2 separate regions of the Homo sapiens genome follow, and region 1 is linked to region 2. The links are chromatin loops, found by intact Hi-C in ENCODE. Cell type or tissue: PC-3. All regions are shown on one strand.

What was found. Hi-C counts contacts between places; a loop is a spot of excess contacts. Peaks named below come from ENCODE experiments on the same cell type or tissue, not always from the same donor. Only the 100,000 strongest peaks of a DNase experiment are listed, where the experiment ranks them.
Region 1: it touches region 2 in a loop (6-fold over the local background); 2 of 110 quality-filtered maps call a loop at or near these places.

What each region holds. Positions count from the first base shown.
Region 1 is chr10:35,330,726-35,333,225 of GRCh38, reverse strand. All of the region lies in intron 2 of CCNY-AS1 (CCNY antisense RNA 1), which reads left to right. It also overlaps a transcript of CCNY not described here. Among named protein-coding and RNA genes, the nearest start is that of CCNY-AS1, 4.4 kb to the left of the region's middle. RefSeq lists an enhancer at 691-985. In PC-3, no CTCF peak of the experiment used is centred here; a DNase peak (open chromatin) is centred at 945; H3K4me3 peaks cover 956 bases; H3K27ac peaks cover 2,112 bases.
Region 2 is chr10:35,007,120-35,009,619 of GRCh38, reverse strand. It overlaps CUL2 (cullin 2), which reads left to right. Exons shown (of 21, transcript NM_003591.4): 21 at 1-1,069. Among named protein-coding and RNA genes, the nearest start is that of LINC02635, 35 kb to the right of the region's middle. In PC-3, a CTCF peak has its summit at 1,350; a DNase peak (open chromatin) is centred at 1,519; H3K4me3 peaks cover 439 bases; H3K27ac peaks cover 1,985 bases.

The sequences.
Region 1 (2,500 bases), 320 kb before region 2:
ACAAGGGGAGTGGAGAAGGGGAGAGGTACACACTGAGCATTGTAACAAGGCCTGTCCTCAAGCTTGAGGAGGATTAGGAAGATGGCTTGAGTCTGGGAGTAGGAGGCTGCAGTGAGCTATGATTGTACCACTGTACCCCAGCCTAGGTGACAGAGTGAGACCCTGTCTCTTAAAAGAAAAAAAAAATTGACCTGGATCTACTCATACCCACCCTGGTCTTTGAGCAGAAAGAATCATTTGGGAATTATTTTGTCTCATCTTTCTCCATGATCACTGTTGAAGAATTTGGTCACTGTAACCAGGTAAATATAAAACTCAGGTGGGCCGGGCGCGGTGGTTCACACCTGTAATCCCAGCAGTTTGGGAGGCTGAGGTGAGTGGATCACGAGGTCAGGAGATCAAGACCATCCTGGCTAACACAGTGAAACCCTGTCTCTATTAAAAATACAAAAAATTAGCCAGGCGTGGTGGTGGGCGCCTATAGCTCCAGCTGCTCGGGAGGCTGAGGCAGGAGAATGGTGTGAACCCGGGAGGTGGAGGTTGCAGTGAGCCGAGATCGTGCCACTGCACTCCAGCCTGGGTGACAGAGCAAGACTCCGTCTCAAAAAAAACTCAGATGAACTATAGCTAAGTCAGTGCTCTTGACACTTTTTTAGCAATAGTAGCTTTGTTTCTCACAGAAAAAACAAAATTTTCTGTGGAACCACACTATTTAAAACATAAGCAATATTAGTATCAACTTGTATAATTTATAGATCTACTGATAAAAACAATCAAGAATAGTCTACCTTAATTGAATCAGGAGGAGATAACTGCAGTCTTACATCAGCCATACTCGTATCCATGAAATATGAGTCAGTCATTTGCACAACTCCCTGAGTCACCTTCTGGAACACAGAAAACACTGAGCCAAGTTAGCCCAGGACCTGAACCTTTTGTGGAAAGGAAAATCTGTAGTGTCTCCTCAGAGTATGGCTGCCCTTTCACCTGGTAGTCAGTTTCTCATGACGGTTACTCGAGCATTTATAAGGCAGTTGTGAAATAACCAAGACATTCTGTGTGTTGTGCTACTGATGCTCCTCCTGTCACCGACCTCCTCTCCAAATGAGGCCTGCCTTTTGTCCTTGGTAGTAGGCAGTCCACAGTGTAACCAGCTACAGGGGAAGTATTTACTTTGATAGCCACTTGACCTTGATCAAGTCAGGTGACTCATTTCTGGATAACATTTTTGAGAGTATACTGAGCCAGGCACCTTGAGGATACGAAAGTGGATTATAGTTTCCATTCTGGAGAAACTCACAGTCCAGTAAGTTAAACAATCACAAGAACAAGTTTCCAGCAATGAGAGTGATTACAGCCACTGAGTGGTGAAATCTGAGAAATGCAAAGCCTGCCGCCTATAAATACCTACATTTATCGCCTGGGCATATACCTAAAATTCCACCATGAGAAATATATTTATATGAAATTAGAAACTACCCAGAAATTGTGCGTCCAAATAAAAATTCCCACAAGAAATAAGGATGGCTAATAGTTTTAAGTAGTAGTGTCAAGTCTTTTGGACCAGAGTAACTGCCAGGGACGTTGTGTTGAGGATTCTGAGGTCATGTTCCAGCTTAGCCGAGAAGGGAGCCACCATGAGGGAACGAGTGAGGGAGGGTAGCACTTGTGCCCCATATTTTTTCCTAAGTAAATCATTTGTTGATGGAATGCATGATGAAACAGGGACAGCCAGGGTCTCTGGCATCTGGGAGAAAGCCCACTTGGAAACTGATTTATCTACCTCACCACTGCAAGTTCACCATTTGTCCCCAGACTAAATGGCCTTAGGAAGCCCAGGCTCTGTCTTGTCGAACTCTACCTTCTTTATCCTTCCATACTTTTCAAGAAGAGAAATGGTATATATATGTGGGATCCTTGAGAACTAGGATGTACCTGTGAGCAGGCAAAGTGTAGCATCTAGCAGGGTCAGGCATAAGTTGGAAGTGAGAGAGGTGGCTACTGTGCTCCCCAATGGCTGTTCTCCCATCTCCCATAGTTTCAAGGCCTGTTTTGTGAGGAACAGCAGTATGCCCAGCTCAAAGATGACAGCTGGCCACAGGACTAAGTCTGGCCAATAAGATGTGAGTGGACGCTTCCAGAAAAGCTCTCTAAAGAGGCTACCTCTAGCCAGGCGCAGTGGCTCACGCCTGTAATCCTAGCACTTTGGGAGGCCAAGGCAGTGGATCACCTGAGGTCGAGAGTTCAAGACCAGCCTGGCCAACATGGCAAAACCCCGTCTCTACTAAACATACAAAAATTAGCCGGGCATGGCCGTGCCGCATGCCTGTAATCCCAGCTACTCAGGAGGCTGAGGAGGGAGAACTGCTTGAACCCAGGAGGTGGAGGTTTGCAGTGAGCTGAGATGTTGCCACTGCACTCCAGCCTGCACGACAGGAGCGAGCCTCCATCTCAAAAAAAAAAAAAAAATAAAAGCTGCCTCTTCTCTGCTTCTTGGAGT
Region 2 (2,500 bases):
AGATGTAATTCCATCAGCAGTTTCTGGTGGTGTGCTACTCCACAGACATCGCAGAGTGTGAGCAGGATGCTTGGTGACCTCAAGTCTGGCACAGAGAGAGCTTTTCATTCAAAAGTTGTCTTTCTTCGGTTGCATAATCCATTAATTCTAGCATAGACTAGTACCCTAGCTCTGTGGCCTTCCCTGAGTCTTAGGAAATCTATGATACCAACATATTCCTTCTATATGCCTCCCCTACCTGTTACCCTTACAACCCTCCTCCAACAGTTTAGATACTAGAGTCACTCTCATCAATCACAGATGTGCTTAGCAATGCATAACCTAAATACTTTTTTAAAAAAGAAAATTGTACATTGTACTGGGTGCCACATATATAAATCCCATTATTTTGTTTATTTTATATATATATATATATATAATATATATATATATATATCTCAACAGCAGTGTTAAGAGTACTGCGATCTATTATCATATTTATTGTCTATCCACACCATCACCACCACCACCACACCCCTCCTCCCTCAACATACAATTTTTCTTTATTTTAAAAAAAATAAGAGACGGGGTTTCGCCATGTTTCCCAGGCTAGTCTGGAACTTCTGGCCTCAAGCAATCCTATCTCTGTCTCCCAAAGTGCTGGGATTACAAGCATGAGCCACTGCATCCATCCAACACAAAATTTTTAAAATCGGAATATTTTAAAGCAAATCACACAAATTATTTCACTTATAATACTTCAGTAAGGCCTTTAAAAAATCCACAGTGATATTATTACTCCTAACAAAAACAATAATTACTTAGTATCATCTAATATGTGGTTCATATTTAAATTTGTTGTTTTGAGATGGGTCTTACAATTGGTTTATTCAATTGCATTTTTTCTAACTCGTGTCTCAAGTGTTTTAAAAATCTACTGAACTTATAATGACTTATATAATGTATTTCTCATTTTACCTTTCTTCCAAAAGAGGAAATAATGGCAAACCATATAATATTGTACATTCACTGTCAAAAAGCAAACCCTTGTTTTGATAACTTGTTGATTGATAAAAGTTTTCCAAATTGATTCCTTTTTTTCTTAAATATTTATAAATGTTAAATTAAGTCTTATCCTGGTATCTAATTGTCAAGAAAATATACTGAAAAATGGACAAAATACTTGTGCGGAGGTCTACAGAGATGGCTTACAAGAGTTTTCTTCACATCCTTTCTCCATTTTATCTGAAAGGAAACATCTCTCGCATGAGGAAGAGAGGCCAAATCTGTTCAACCAAGGCACCATTCAGAAAGGGAGCAATGTTTGGAATTCATTGCAGCGCACACCTTCCCCTGCAGAGAGTGCTGGGAAGAGTTGCAGTCTTGTCAAGTTAGGTCAGGAGATTGAAGTCATCACTGCAGAAGCTGTAGCACACAGCCCAGAGCTCTGACCTGGCCGCCCTGCTGTGCAGTAACTAGTGCGAGTGGGCAAAACAGCTCAGAGCTATGAAAAGGAAAAAGGAGCAAGGAGAGGAGGATTTTCTATGCTTCACTGCAGAAAACACAAGTAAGCAAAACCCTCAGAAGTTTTTTAGAAGTCATTAATACTAAGGTAGTTTACGTATGTGAGTCAGTGATGCATTTTATAGCCAGCCAGCATGAGGCCTTGTCCACATGCCAGTCCTTTCCCTTTGAAAGCAAATATTTAATTGCTACTGAAGGTGCAGACTTATTTTAAGGTTTAGTCCAATATTTTATGACCATTTGCTTTAATATAAACAAGCACTCTGGGGGTTGTGTGTTTGTTTTGTTGTTTTAAGACAGGGTCTCGCTCTGTCACCCAGGCTGGAGTGCAGTGGTGCAATCACGGCGCACTGCAACCTCGACCTGCCAGGCTCAAGTGATCCTCCCACCTCAGCCTCCCAAGTAGCTGGGACCACAGGCACATGCCATCACACTCGGCTAATCTTTGTATTTTTTGTAGAGACGAGGTTTTGCCATGTTGCCCAGGCTGGTCTCAAACTCCTGAGCTCAAGCAATCCACCTGCCTCGGCCTCCCAAAGTGCTGGGATTAGAGGTGTGAGCCACTATGCTTTATTTTCTTTATAACTTACTATCTTTTTAGGATTTTGTAACCTATGTACGCTACCATGCTATCCCATGTCTGTTCACTTTTTTAAAAAACCTTTTTGAGTATAAATGATGACAGGTGCTTCCACCTATGTTATTTTGTTTAATCTTCAGGTAATCCTGTTTGATAGGCAATGCTTCTCTTTTTCATAGGTGAGGAAACTAAATGAGACTTTTCCAGGAGTTACTGTTGTAAACTGCAGAACCTGAATTTAAATGCCAGTCAAATCCATGGATGTTATAAGTATGGCCTCTCTGTATAGGTATATAGCCTCTAAAATAAGTAGAAATAACTTCATTTCATACATAAAGAATAGTTTTTCCTGACCTTTTAGAATAACAATTTGTTTCTAGTTAAATAATGTATGATAAACACATCATATTTTTCTTA